Linked DNA regions of Homo sapiens: region 2 is linked to region 1. The links are chromatin loops, found by intact Hi-C in ENCODE. Cell type or tissue: mammary epithelial cell. All regions are shown on one strand.

Evidence for each region. A loop is a pair of places that touch in the nucleus more often than their neighbours do. Peaks named below come from ENCODE experiments on the same cell type or tissue, not always from the same donor. Only the 100,000 strongest peaks of a DNase experiment are listed, where the experiment ranks them.
Region 2: a loop joins it to region 1, with 2.3 times the contacts of the local background. A loop is called at or near these places in 1 of 110 quality-filtered maps.

Annotation. Positions count from the first base shown.
Region 1 is chr5:19,319,453-19,327,452 of GRCh38, forward strand. No RefSeq gene overlaps it. Among named protein-coding and RNA genes, the nearest start is that of LINC02100, 580 kb to the left of the region's middle. In mammary epithelial cell, no CTCF peak of the experiment used is centred here; a DNase peak (open chromatin) is centred at 3,489; H3K27ac peaks cover 798 bases.
Region 2 is chr5:19,471,299-19,479,298 of GRCh38, forward strand. It overlaps CDH18 (cadherin 18), which reads right to left. Exons shown (of 13, transcript NM_004934.5): 13 at 1-2,418. The coding sequence ends at 1,928. Among named protein-coding and RNA genes, the nearest start is that of CDH18, 510 kb to the right of the region's middle. In mammary epithelial cell, no CTCF peak of the experiment used is centred here; no DNase peak of the experiment used is centred here.

The sequences.
Region 1 (8,000 bases):
ACAAAGTTACGCAATTTCCTATTGCCATATCTACATGCCATGCATGGTACCTCAAAATGTTTAAGAATGAATTCATGATCTTCACTTTCTAAAATGTGTTCTTTCTATTTTTCCTGAGCTTCAAAAACAAATGAACAAACAAACACAACTGTCACACCAGCTGTTCATGCAGGAATACTTTTATTCCTTATCTTTTCCAAATTCAAGCTATCGCCAAAGGCTATTGGTTTTACCTCTTAAATATTTTAGAGATTCCCACAATTTTATGATCTTGACTTTTAGTCAAAGTACACCTATATTTTTCCCTAGATAATTACAACAGAGTTCTACTTGATCTTGTTTTGCCCACTCTAACCCCTTTCAAACACTCCCTTTTATAGATTGTATTTGCTTGATTTTTTAAAAACAGAAATATGAACTCAACCTAACCTGTTTAATAACTTTTAGTTCTTCATAGATGAAGCACTAGAACTTAATTTTACATTATTAGAATAAAACCTGTAACATGGGCTACAGAGCCCTCCATGGTATGACTCCTGCATCCTCACTAATCATGCCATAATTTTCCTTGCTGTGGCCAAGCTCACCTTACTTTATTTTCTTAAATATATATGGTCTCCCAACCACAGAGCCCTTACAGATTTGATTCCTTCTTTCTAGGAAACCATCCACCATAAATGTGCTTAATCTGAACTGTGAAGTCTCATGTGGCACAAATGACTTCCCCAACATTGTGGTAAGAGGGTGACTTTAGCTTGGCTTCCACCTAACTAGCTTGTGCCACTAAAGACAACCCCAACCCCCATGCAGAGTCTTTGCTCAGGAAAGAGCAATGCTGCTGAACCACAAAATGTATTTTGTCTCAATCCATTTTCTGTAACTTTCCACTTACTCCCCTTCTGTAATTTTCTATTTCCTCCTCACTCTGCCCCATTTGCTTCCCCCATAGTTCCCTAGTTCTTTTTGTTCCCTCTTTTACTTTCCCACAGATCTTTTCTGTTTTCTCTCTGTTCTCCCTTTAAAAACCTAGTTACTTTTGTCTCAGTGGGAGTTGAGCTCAGTTTGTACTAGAATCTCTCCATCACTGCAGTACTCAAAATAAAACCTGTCTTTCTGTCTTTTACAAGTGTCCAGTGCTGTTTCACTCTGACATTAATTAGCACCTACTAAACCTTTATATTTTGGATAAAATAACATATTCTCAGGGAATCCTGCCTTAACTGCCCCGACACCACCAACAACCGCGTAAGTCCAGCTACTTTGAAATCTGCTTTGTTAAAAGGCACTTTCAAAAAAGTTAAATTCACAAACCTTATGCAGACATGAGATGAGCACATGTCAAAAAAGCAGAGACTTTTGTAGCTCGACTTTACTAAAATCAATTTGCAAATGGCTGGCTGCAAACTTGGCTTTTTCATCAGGGTCGGGAGCTGGAGCAGAGGCATGGGGAGAAAAGAATAATTTCTCCACTGCACAGAATTTATTTGCATATCTATAGACCAGAATTATAGTCTTTGCTATCAGTCATCTCCAATTTACGGAATCGTAAAATAGCTCAAAGGCAATGAAAGCCCAGAGCCCTCACAGAAACAGAATCAGACAACTAAGAATGTGCTTTAAACAATACATAGTTTCGAATTGGAGCACAAATTTTCCCTATAGCTTTTATATTCCAATTTTTAAAACTATTTTTTAGAATGAATATTTGATTATTGTGTGTGTTTAGTTCTTAGTCATCATTAATCTTTGCAAAAACAGGAAACAAATCTGCTTACCACTTCATCTCTAGCATCAGGTGAATGTAATGTCTTAAATATGGTAAGTGCTCAATAAATATCGTTTAAATTAATGAGAAAGAAAAAAGACCACAATTTTTTATCTGAGGAATGTGAGCTGCTTTAAATTGTCAGGCCCAGAAAGGCATTTAAAATGTAACAGCAGTCATGTCTCACTCCCCTTTGAGCTAAATAATTACCTCTTGAAGGCACTTGCTATCCAGGCTCTCTAGACAAACTAGTATCAAGAAGCCATAAAATGCCGTACACCATAGAGTTCAGCAATGTATAGTCAATCACTAGCCAATGTTATTTTTGTAAACCAGCGGATATTCCTGAAAAACAACTTTTGCTTTTGTAATCGCCCCTCCTGATTCTTTTTTTTTTTTTTTTACTTAAAAACTCTATCTTCTTCCTTTTTCTTTGGAACATTCTCCAAGGCAACCAGGCTGCAGTCCTCAACCTTGGCCCAAATAAACTCTTTATATTAATTTTGCTTCAGCTTCTTCCTTTTAGGTTGACATGAACAATAACCTTAATCACAGCTGATGTTAGTGAATATCACTGTATCACTTGTGGCTATATAATTTTATAGAATCTATACAAGCAGAAAATTAAAAGAAACAATATTATTATTATTTTATTTTATTTATTTATTTATTTATTTTTGAGACAGAGTCTCACTCTGTCGCCCAGGCTGGAGTACAGTGGTGCGATCTCGGCTCAATGCAATCTCCCCCTCCTGGGTTCAAGCCATTATCCTGTCTCAGCCTGCCGAGTAGCTGGGACTACAGGCGCCTGCCACCACGCCCGGCTAATTTTTTCTATTTTTTGGTAAAGATGGGGTTTCACCGTGTTAGCCAGGATGGTTTCGATCTCCTGACCTCGTCATCCGCCCACCTCGGCCTCCCAAAGTGCTGGGATTACAGGCGTGAGCCACCAGGCCTGGCCAAGAAACAATATTAAACATCTCAATTTATGTTACTACTGTGACAACTCTGAAAATCCAATTCAGAGTTACAATTTATCAAAAGAAATTAAACTTTTCATGCACTTGTCAGTGAAAGTATTAATAATAAAACACTTTATTCCAAAATGAATCCTAAAAACAAAGCTTCTATAAACTTTTAATAACCAAAAAAGTGACACATCAGAAATCTTAAAAAAAACTCTTTGAAGAAATAATTAAATCAAGCTAATTAAATTATGGAAAGTTATAAGAATGCAGGTACCTCATAAGATGTTAGTCTGATCATTGTTTTCTGACTTTCCTCAAAAATTCCCTAAAATGTATTCTTTTTCAACCACTGAATAGAGACATAGTGCAAGTTATTTTGTTTGCTACATAACAGTTATGTGTGTGTGTTTGTGTGTGTGTGTGTGCATGAGTGTGCAGACAAAGCAAGTGAGAAAAGGTTTAAACTTCAGATTGGGATCAATGTAGTGTGATTTATGAATATCATAGTTGGAATTGGTGGCAATTTATACTGGAACAATTCCTGCATAAAATACCACTTTTGAATTTATTGGTTTAGAACAATCACTATTAGTAATTTTCAATCATTTGTGGAATGGTTGTGTGGTTGTGTTCACGTGAGTCGAGTGTGGCTGGACCCAGCAGGGCTTGCTATGGCTTCTGGGTGGTGACCTTGCTGGAAACTGGCTGTTCCTGCTTATTCTTAGCTGATGACTCAGCTCTTCTCCTGTCTCTAACATCTCTCATCTGGCCTGTCTGGGCTTGCTCTCAAGGTGAAGGCAGAGGAGTAAAATAGAGGATGGAAGCATGCAAAGACTCTTGAGACCTAGGCTCAGAACCAGAACTGACACAGAGTAACTTCTACAACACAGAGTAACTTCCAGAGGGCTAAGCAAATCACAGGGACAGTTCAAATTCAAGAAACTGAGAAATAAACTCCCTTTTCATGGGAGAAAGAACAAAGTTATAGTCAAGTTATATTTTAAAGGGCATGAAAAAAGTAGGACCATTTTCAATCTACCAATATAATCAGGATGAGGAATCGAAACTTTTGTTATCATTACCTTAACTCATACAGAAAGTAGTGTCTTTGATTGGGCTTTGTGTTGCCGGTTCTGGAAACCCCAGCTCTTCATTCATAGACAGAAAACTGGCAGCACCAAATCACCCATGGTGGGAATATTTATACCAAAGAAACAATCAAATGCTTTTTGATTTTTTAGATAGCTATTTGTTGAATATTTATCAACATATAATTGGGTTCATTCATATACCAAACCCTAAAACATATAATATAGCGTATGGGAGATTGGAGATAAGAGACAGAAAAATGAAATTGGAGTTTGAAAAACTGGAGATTCATGTTAGAAACTTTAAAATACAAAAAAAAAAACTGGTAAAACTAAAGCCCCTAGATAGCGGTGATTTTTAAAAAAATGGAAATAATAGTGTCTAGTATTATTGGGTATTACAAGGTGAGCACATACAAGAATTGGCTAGTTTTTGAGAAAAAAAAAGGAAGAAAATAGATTTCAGAAATGGAAGGCCTTATGAGACTGAAATCATTGCCTGTCTTTTCCCATGAAAGGATATGAGATAGGACTGAAAAATTATCTGAGGGGCAAGATCCAGTAAAATTTTTTATTTGGATGAAGCGAAAAGCTTTGCAGTTCCCAGTTGTCCGAAGAGTCAGGTCCAAGCACTTTGTCAGAACATGCAACACTCTCGATGCTCTATTTCCTTCTTTCTTTTCTAGTATTATCTTTTCCCCTTACTTTAACTTCAGTTGTCCCAAACTGCTTTGTTTGAGTAATCTTTCTCATTTCCAAGACTTTTTAAAATAATTATTTTAGGCATCACAGTGACTACAGTTAATAACAATATATTGTGTACTTGAAAATTGCTAAGAGAGTAGATTTTAAGTTGTCTTACCAAAAATAAATAAATATGTTCGGCAATATATATGCTAATTAGCTGGATTTACTCATTCTACAATGTACAAATAGAACAAAGCACCATGTTGTACACCATCAATATATGCAATTTTATTTTTCAATTAAAAATCAAATAAATTGTATGTATTCAAGGTGGACAACGTGATGATTTAAAAAGTGTATGTGGTATACTGATTACCTCAGTCAAGTTAACACATCCATCACTACCCATAGTGACCGTTTTTTGTGTGTGTGCGGTGAGAACACTTAAAATCTGCTCTCTTGCCAAATTTCAAGTAAACTATTGGATCAATATTATTTATCTTTGTAATATCAATATGTCAATCCCTAAGCTACTAATATGTAGTCATCTCTGAGGACTAAACTGTTTTCTTCTCCAAAAATCATTTTCTGATCATTTTTGTGTGGTATAGATTGAGCCACAAATTATATTGGATTATAACATTGTATTATATTAAACAGTTATTTTAAATATTTTTGCCACTGGTTTCAGAGTTTCATAAAAGCTAGATCTCTGCCAAATTTATCGTTATACTTGGTGCAGATTATATATTAAATATTCAGGGACAATCTGCTAAATGAAATAATTAAAGATAATTTAAGATAATTAAAGATAATGGATATGAAAGTGTTTTCAAATATGTTGTTATTGGCTGGATGAGGTGGCTCTTGCCTGTAATCCCAGCACTTTGGGAGGCAGGCGCCTGTGGATCATTTGAGGTCAGGAGTTGGAGACCAGCCTGACCAACATGGTGAAACCCCGTCTCTACTAAAAATACAAAAAAATTCACCTGGCGCGGCAGCGCATGCCTATAATCCCAGCTATTTGGGAGGCTGAGGCTGGATAATCTCTTGAATTTCGGAGGCAGAGGTTGCAGTGAGCTGAGATTGCGCCACTGCACTCCAGCCTGGGTGAAAGAGCAAGAGTCCATCTCAGAAAAAAAAAAAAAAAAAAAAGGAAAGAAAAAAATGTTTTTATTATTTTACCATGTTTTTCTTAAGAAAATAAACTACCAGTACTGGTTTTATTATGCTATTATTTTATAATGAAAGGATAAAAGAGAAGTGCCAATAATTTTGTTTTTTATAAAAAATTTATTGCAAATTCAAGTTTCAGAAATATTCAAATCTAAAGAAGTTTGTTTTAGAATCAAGGTATTATTACTATCATGAGGTTTGTCCAAAAAAAAAAAAAGAAGAAAAGAAGAAGAAAAAATGAGCTTTATTCGATCAATATGGAATCTTGTTTTATGTTATATTTCCAAATAAAAGAAAAGCAATTTGTATTAGAAAATATAAGTACTTACAGCAACATTCATATGAAATATTTTGTGAGAACTCTGAGATAGAGGTATGCTATATTTGCAATAATGTATACATAGCCATATATATGAATATATGTGTGTATATATGTATTACATATATTCAATTGATGTTAAGTAAATATTCCTATTAAACACTTTTTTAACAATAAACAGTTTGAATATATCAAATTTTAAAATAATATGTAATGCTTTGCTTAAATTCTAATAAACAGCTTTGAGTTTTTAGAGTGTACATTAACAAGTTATAATACATATATTTTTCCAAATGAATACATTTTTTTCTACTTATTTGTCATAATTGAGGTGCTGTTTCAACCCATAAGAGAAAAGTACTGAAAAAATGCAAGTTCCCTGTGAGTCTTAGCAATTGTGTTTTTCCACTGAATCCTCCACAGCAGATAACAAATCCATTGCAAATCTTGTTCCATAAAGTTAAGCAATGTTTGCTATGATTTTCATATAAAATCTTTGCATTTCCCAGCTGCTACTTTTCCCTTTAATTGTATAGTTTGCTTCACAATGAGTATTTGCTTCATTTCCTACATACTGTCAATTCTAAAAGCAATGCTCTGGGGTATCAAGCATAGTGCAAATCCCATTAGTGTTCAGGGACTCATTTGCCACACAATGTTCAAGTTGAAGGAGAAAGAAAAGCATAATTGCATAAGATGGTGGTATTCACAAAGTATCTATATTTGATGTTCTCTTTCCAAATATCTCGGAGGAAATTACCATTCGACGTATTTTGAGAAAATTAAACAACTGCCAAGAAACACACAAAAGCGACGGAAAAGAGAAAAATGGCTAATGTGGAAACATTTTTTACAAAGGAATCAGAATACAAAGATTTTTATTTTTCAGAATTTTAGAATTTATTTTTGAGAATTATTTTTATTTTGGGGCATCAAATTTGTGTGTGTGTTTTAATTTTAGTAATTGAGCATACACATCGTTTTCTGGTATCTAGTGTATGTAATTCTAATATACAAATATACACCAAGACACACAAACATCACCCAGAAAAACAAGCATACAGACACACATAGATACATACACAGGCACAGAAAACACACACGGATACAAGCATATTCTATAAAACACAGTGAAATGATGCTCTGAAAAAATGTAAAAATGTGAATCATGCTCCTGAAAGTAACTGTGAATGTTACAAATAATATAAAATCCATTAAGTATATGCAAGAAGCACTGGAAAACTCTTATTCCGTTAATACAGTACTTATACATTCATGCATTTTATATTTTGCAGAATTGATTATAGTTTTATGATGCTAATTTCCTCCTTCTTCATTTCTTTAAGAATCTAAGACTAAAACATGAACAATCAGTATCTTCATCAGTAAGTGTAAAAGTAACACTGTTAAATTTATTATAGGCATAAATTTTGGACATGGTGTTTGTAAGACAGAGGTTTTTAAAACTTTGAGGAGACAGGTCACACTGGCCAGATTAAAATATTCGTGGCATTATGATTACATAACATTATGTAATGTATAGGATAATGTTTTTAATCCATAGTATATAGGATTATGTTTTTTAGGAAAATTGGCATACATGTAAGATAACCCGCCAGCACAGAGTGAAGAGGTTTATTCAGGGATAGGCTACTATGTCAGATTCCATATGATGCAATATCTACCATACTGCATGAAATAAAAGTTGTCTATTTTCATTGGAATAAAGCAATACATTATCAAATAAAGAATAATTCTTTATTAAATCTTATTTCAGGGTTTGAAAACACCTAATACAAATCATTATTAGGCCGGGTGCAGTGGTTCATGCCTGTAATCCCAGCACCTTGGGAGGCCGAGGTGGGCAGATCACGAGGTCAGGAGTTCAAGACCAACCTGGCCAACATGGTGAAATCCCATCTCTACTAAAAATACAAACATTAGCCGGGCATGGTGGTGTGCACCTGTAGTCCCAGCTACTCAGGAGGCTGAGGCAG
Region 2 (8,000 bases), 150 kb after region 1:
CGTAAAAAGCTTAAATTACATTTTATTCCTCAGGCTTAAAACACAAATTGAGAATTATTCAAATTAAGCTTACTTACTTCCCATACCTCAAATTATAATATGATAGCACAGGGCAATTGCAAACAGAGGTAAAATCCAAAATTTTGCACATGGGTAGAAACAGACAGAAAATGTCATATAACTTTTGGGGACACTGATAATGATAAATTTAAAGAGCAAAGGAAAAACTCCGGTGTCAACTAATTCCTATTTCATGTATTTAAGAATTTCAATATTTCTGAAATATATAGATGTGGCCAGTTTTAGAAAATAGGACCATTATGGTATGAATTCTTACTTCAAGGCCAATAGCAACAACAACAAAACATTATCTAAAACAATTTGAAAAAAAAAGCCCCACCCAAATTCTCAGAAATTAGCTTATGAAAATATTAAAATAATTGGAATTGTGTACATATATTTAAACAGTAGCTTCACTGTTGAAGATTTCATGAAATTCTCCTGTGATAATATTTTATGCCAGATGCATGTAAATATATATTTATAAGCTAATGAAACTAGAAAATTAGATAAGCGTCTGCAAGCTTTTATGCAATTGAATACTTTGCAGTTGGCAAAGCATTTTACAGATGCTCATTTAATCCTCACAACAACCCTGTGAGGTGGGCAGGGAAGTCATTGCCATCTCTACTTTGTGGTTTGGACCCTGAACACAGAGACTTTCGGAAACATATCTGAGGATAATAACTGTGAATCTCCTTTTTTGCTCCTAGTCCTACACATTTTCCTGTTGATACCAAACTAATTATCAGTGAGATGGAAAAAATCTGAAACTGTGTAAGGAATAAATGTAAGTCAACTATGATTCTATGACATTTACGTTCATTGGAGGATAGTCTTTCAGACTACATTGTTATTGTGTGAGGTACTTATTTTTAATTACTGCTCGTGTTGAAAATAAGTGAATTAGACTGAAGTACAAACCAGCCAGCAAAATATTTGACAATTAATTTTAAATAGAGAAATGACCAAAATTGCTGATTTAAATATAATAAAACAAGTGGAAAAAAGGAAAAAAAAAGTTCCCCAACATTTGGTAGAAGATAAGGTGTGTGGCTATTTTTAAAATTAAATTATTCCCTGACATATCAGATTTTCATAACATACCTTAAACTATTCTTTCTGTCCATTTAAAAATAGGAGTATCCCATTAAAATAAAAGGGGGTGTACGGGATAGAGACAATAGTCTCGTGCTCAGTACAGCACACAACTGGTGCACTGAAGTTGCATACATTATAGTGCAGGCAGCAAATCCCCATGCTCCATCAGTTTTGTATGGAGAAAAGAACTGGGGAGGGCAAAGGGAAATGGTACATACAAGTCCATGATAGAGTGGAAATACCTCATGTAATATAAACACAAGACAAGGCTAATGAGATCTGTTATAATAACAGAGTGTGGTTCTCAAGGTTTCACCCAGAAAAGTGATAAAAGAGGTTGTGATTACCTTCACAAGTTTCCTGTATTAGTGTTACCACCCCTATAAGTCATAACCACCAGTGATCTTGAGCCTTTCTGTTTAGTTTTGCTTTTGAAAAAAATAAATCACAATATATTGAAACAAATATCATTGTTTGGCTTAATTCAGGTATTCTTAATAAACAGTACCACAGACTTTATTGAGCAATTGAAAATATACACAAGGAACAATAACTTTTTCTTTGTATTGTCTTTTTTTTTTTTTTTTTACTTTCTTCCAATTAAATAACCCAGTTTCGATCATGAAAAGGGCACTTGTTTCTACAGGAGCTGTGTCCAGCTTCCTCAGTTCCAAGTACTGTTTCCACACTTCTTCCTTGTCATTGCTGAGGTTGTATATCCACTTACTCAGGAAGCAAATTCCACAAGGTTGCAAGAACTGACCCCCTAAGTTGTTCTTTCAGATTCTATTTCTCCATAGAGTTCAGCTAACTTTTTAAACTCGGGTCCCCAGTCTCCAAGGTAGTGATAATCCTGGTCTGATTGTGTCGTTGCTGAATCCAGCGAGCTGATAGACCCAGCTTCTGATCTCTGACCCTCATAGGCATAAGTCTGAAGAGAGTCATAAGGGGGAACGCTAGGGTCTAGGTCTGCTTCTGCCAGTCTTTGCTTAATAAATTCCTGAACATCTATGCTTTCCAGGGTGGATGATGTCTGGTGTCTGGGAGTGAGCTTCACTTCAGGTCTGATATCCCTCCGGTACTTGAGCTCCTCAGCAGCAGAAGGATTCCTCAAGGCTGTGATGTCAAAGGCCTCTGTGTCTTCCTCTCCGCCTCCTTCATCATCATAGGTGACCACGTTCTCCCGTACATCCTCTTCTGAAATGATCAAGGGCTCTTTTTTGCTGCGCCTCAGGGTGATAAAAAGTACCACAATTGCTGAGGAAGAATGGAAAAAGGATGAAGAATTAAGAAAACAGGAAGGAAATTCTTAGAGATTTTACAACAGCAATTTCCCATTTTCCCATTCGTCATTAACCACATTCCAGAGTTAGGCTGGCATTGCAGCACAACTCACTCTGTGCTCTCTGAATAACACCGCAAGGTACTGTAATGCCTCAAATAATGTAAAAGATGATTACCCCAGGAGACATTGCGAATTGCTGATCTTCTATAGAAAACCACAATACTCTCAGTTTGCTAAGATGTAGGTTTCTTGGCTCATATTTCAGTAAAACCATTTAGTGATTAAAGTGAGATAAACACATGATGAAAAAATAATATGAAATTTTAACTCAAAAAATAATGTAGTGAGCTGGTCTCTCTATAGATATTTAATCCTTCTAGGTAGATACACTAAAGATGTTTTAAGTTTCTGGAATATTGGAAGAAGGAGCCTTAACGTTAAACCCTTTAAATTTTGATGCTTTGTAGAAAATCAAAGCAGAAATATTTTAATGTTGATCTCTTTTGTCAATTATCCTTTAAAATTATATTATCATGCATTAATAATTGCATTTTCCCATTCAGGGACAAAATAATGTTTCATTATTTGTACACAACTTGTTTCATAGGAATTTTTTGATTTATGAATGTTCTTTATATAACTTATTTATTTAATTCTCACAGCAGAGCTGTGGCTTTACTCTATTTTTAACCCATTTATGCCTGAGGTTGCAATTTTTTGTGTGTGAAAAATCAGACTTTGGCGATAACCTTGAGCAGTAGGACATAAATAACTTCCACAAGCTTAATGTTCCAATAATGGAACACTAGGCATAAATGAGAATGAGGAATCTGAGACTCAGGAAAGAGTATCTAAATAACCAAGATCAAAAGATAAGATCACACAGATGGCAAGTGGAAGAGCTTGTACCATAATGTGATTTCTCGCATCACAGGTAATGATATTTCTACTATAAAAATACTCTACTTCAGTATTTCAAAGACATGAAATAATAAACTGAGTGTCCAACTGGACATGTGCCTTAGGATAGCTCTTGCTAAATATGGTGGATTTGTCTTTATTTCCAATAATGCTGCAAACATTAGAAGATGTGATAGAAATGTGTCTTGGGAACTTTGCTTTGGCCATTTATCAATATTTTCAACTGTTTCTATTTGATGAAATTAAACTGTTACTAAATAGAAATAGTTCCCTCACATCAAATTTGTTATAGGCTGTGTTACTAGGCTGAGTATTATTTACTTCAGCTCTATAGACTGCTCTTTTCCTGCTCAGCTGATATTCTAGGCTTTATGATGGTGATAATGATGCCCATTAATATTTTTAACATTCTTTACTTCATAATAATCAGGGAGGTACATTCGATTGACATTTAAGGTTGTTATATTTAGCAAACAAAAATAAATGGCAGGATTCTCAATTAAACGTGAATTTGAGATCAATAACAGCACACACACACACACACACACACACATGCTTCTCAACCTACAGTAAGCTTACATTCTTATAAACCCATTTGAAGTTGAAAATATCTTAAATCAAAAATGCATTTGATACACATAATTTAGTAAACATTATAGCTTAGCCTAGCCTACCTTAAATGTGCTCAGAACACATTAGCCTACAGTTTGCCAAACTTATCTAACACAAAACGTATTTTATAATAAAGATATAAAGAATTTTGAATCAGAATTCAAAATATGGTTTCTACTGAATGCATATTGCTTTCACATCCTTGTTAAGTCAAAAAATCTTAAGTCAAACTATTGTTGGTTGGAGACCATCTGCAACACACACACACACACACACATACACACACACATACACATAAGGTATTAAGTGTGTCCCATATAATATTTGAGATACACACAGGCAAATATTGTGCTAAGCATACATGCATATGTTCCAAATATTATTATATTATTCCTTGTGACATATTTATGTTATATATACACATACATACCTATATACAGATATAGATATATTTCTTATTTATCTGAAATTCACATTTATCTGGGTATACTGCATTGTGTCTGGCAACCTTGATTATAAGTGAACTTGAATGAATGGTTGTGAATCAAACACCAGGTTATCTAACTCTGATAAAGAACATACTTTCCCCCCAGAAACTGCCCTTTTACTGCTTACCTCTGCAAAGTAACTTTTATCTTCACTTTTATCATTATGGTTACTTTGTTCTTCTTTATAGCTTAACCATTTTAATGTATAACTCTAATCTATATGGACTAGTTTTATCTGTTTTAAAACTAGAGAAAACTTGTGGAAGAGGAGTAGATTTTAAAGCCAGAGATGGAAAGGAAAGTGAGAGAAAGGGATGGTCACTGTGCACTGGGAGGTACCCAGTTTTGCAGAGGAAAGGCAAATGGGAGACTATGAAGGAACCAAAAAGACAGGAAAAAAACATCTGTAGAGAAAGTCATAGAACCATCCAGAAACGTGTGAAATGAAAAGATATTAGCATTGGGAAGGTAATGAGAAAATTCAATGAGGGTCACTACAGCAGACATGGGAAGCATTGAATTACTACTGTTTAAAATGAAGTGGTTACAGAAAGCTGAAAATGAAATGTTGGTGCTACACATGCCCTGATCTACAAATATTATGCACAGAATTACAGATTTTCCCATATACGTTGCCTATATGTCAAAGACATTGCTTAATATATGCCTTTATTTTGGGGTAAAAAAGGCTTTTGCTGAACATAGGAAATATGCATTTAATAACTGCCTGTGTATTTTAGCATAAATCCACCTTACAGTTTTCTAATTCAAAGCTCCAAACAACATCCTCAAGTAATTCACTCCACTGTATTCAGAAGTTTAGATTTATCATGCACGATATATATCTCTGTTCATCTTTATAATTAAATGAGGAGGCTGTTCTAGATCGAAAGACCTATTTATAAAGACTGCCTAATTTATTATAATACAATTTCTTACCTTCACCAATAAATCAAGTTATTTTCTTTTATATTGAATTGGTTGGTGGTTGATGTCAAGGGAATTTATGTGCAGACACAACAGGGAATATGTAATCAATACTGCCATAGAGGTATGGAGGTAATTTGCATCCTTCAATATTTGTGCAATTTTTCAATCTTTGCATATGTATCATATTCACTTAATGAAATACAGGGATAATCCTGGCTTTTTAATTATCATGGCATATAGTTTCTATTTCTCAAAAGTTAAGAAAATAATTCAGATATATTATGATTCAAAATATAGAGACCATTTACATTTGAACGTTGAAGGTTTACATCTACCTTTTCCCCAGAAAAGGTAGTATTTGCTACCTTTCTGGATATTATTTGCTAGTATTCAGTGATTCCTAGGCTTGTTACATACTTATTTAATAAAAGGAGATATATATATATATTTATATATATATATGTATAAAATCAAAATCTGAGACATTTTTGAGTGAAAGGGGATGTTGTTCATAATTATGTCAGGACATCAGGGCAAATGCAGACATAGGATCCCTCTAGTTAAAGATAAATTCAAATCAACTCAGAAAAATGTTGTACATTGTGTTCCTGATGAACTTATTTTCATTCCTGTTGGTTCCACAGATATTTCTGGAGCAGATGGCACCAGGTAGATACTCCATAAACAATTATCATGTGGACAAACAAAAAAAAAATCTCTGTGAAAATGGTAATGTGACATTGTGTTAAGTGAATTACCCTGAACAGTAATAGCCTCACTAGGAAAATAATTTTAAGATATTTTTTAAAAATTAGCTTATGGTTACTAATAACATCAAACTCCTAATTGTACTGGAGAATATTTCTTAATGTTTGAAAAACAAATGAAATGTTTCCAAAAAAAATCCTAAGACCAAAGTATATTTTAAAAGAATGAGTGCAGATAATAATTATACATATAAATAGAGTCAAATCCTTATTTAAAAACTGACAGTCAAAAGAATGTATTCAAATGACCCTGATAACCTATCAAAGCATACACATTGGCAAGGTACCTCTTCTTACAGTGAGTCATCTGGTAAAATACAATATGAGAGAACCAAGGTGGTGTTACAAAAAAAAGAAAAGATATAGAACTTGTTTTTCTTTGTACAAAATAATAAATAATTTATGATATAATTTGAAGCCAACTGGATTGAAACTTGAATAAGCTGTAGAATTTTTTACATGTCTTTAGTCTAAAATAAATATTTTATCCTTGGTTAGTGAATTTCTTTTTCTTCTGTTCAAGTTTGGGCAGAATTTTAAATGCCCGTGAGATTATCATTTTATATTATAAATTAGAATAAATTTGTGGAGTTTTATGAATTAATTTTATCATCAAGTAATTCAAAGATGGGGAAACATTTTTTGTATTTGTTTTCTCATAATATGTATTTTTTCCTATATATTATGTATCATTCCAGTGCTTGGCATACTAAGTGGCTTTCAGTTCCCATAATATAAACTATCATACAACTTGAATTTGAACCCATTCCATACTGAATCTCAACATACTCCTCCCTAAGTAGCTTGCATAGCAGAATTTTTTAAACCTCAAATACCACTTGATTCTTTGTCATACCATCATATGTTGGCACTGAATTTGGTAGAATTGAGGTGGCCTGAGTCAGGGAGGTTATTTTTATTGACTTACGGAGTGTGACTTGCCACACTTGGGAGTGGCATCTCTCTCTGAAACCTTAGATTTTTAAACCAAGGGTAGCACACAAAACCATTTGAAATAGCTCAAATGAAAAGCAGGCTGACCTTTATCTCCTCACCAATTCCATCTTCTTCTCTTAGTTCACCACGTGTTCACACCAACTCCATTCTGATCCTCATTTATCAGGAAATTTATATCCAATATTAGGGAGCAATCCATGTCTCACTTATGGTGGCCTCACCTAGGTTACCTGCTTATATGTAAGCTGTGGACTGAAAGGGTAGCTGGAAGAGGTCCCAGTCAGATCCCGACTCAATGACTTATGCCTAGTGTGATCAAGATTTGCCTTGCCAACTACTCTAGTCCCTCTGGCAAGAGATGGGGTAAAGTTGGGAAATAAAAGTCAGGCCTCTGGGAGGGAGAGAGGATTTCAGCTACCTCTACTGTCATGGTAAATTCTGATTGCATCATAAAGGCTCACTCTAAATTCTCTTCCATCCATCATATGCAATAGACCTGAAAAAGGTAACCTCAACAGACAGTAACTCAGCTCATAATGTTTATATCTATCATTTAAAGTTAGCCTCTTTGGTTGACAAGCACCATTCAACGTATACATAGATGGATTCCGACCATGTTGTAAAATGTTGAACCATATGCAATCTTTAATAAAACAAGAATAAGCATTTCAAAATTCTACAGAATGACTCTAAGGTCCTTTCAACTGAAATGTCATTCTCACAGGTTTAGAAATAGAAACAAGAAAAACTGAATGTGTGGCTTTAGATCACACAGTTATTGGCAAAACTAGAGCTGGGTTTGTACAATCATAGCCATTTTCACAAACAAGAAGCTGAGAGGGAAAATTTTTTAATATTAAAATATTAATTTTACAATTT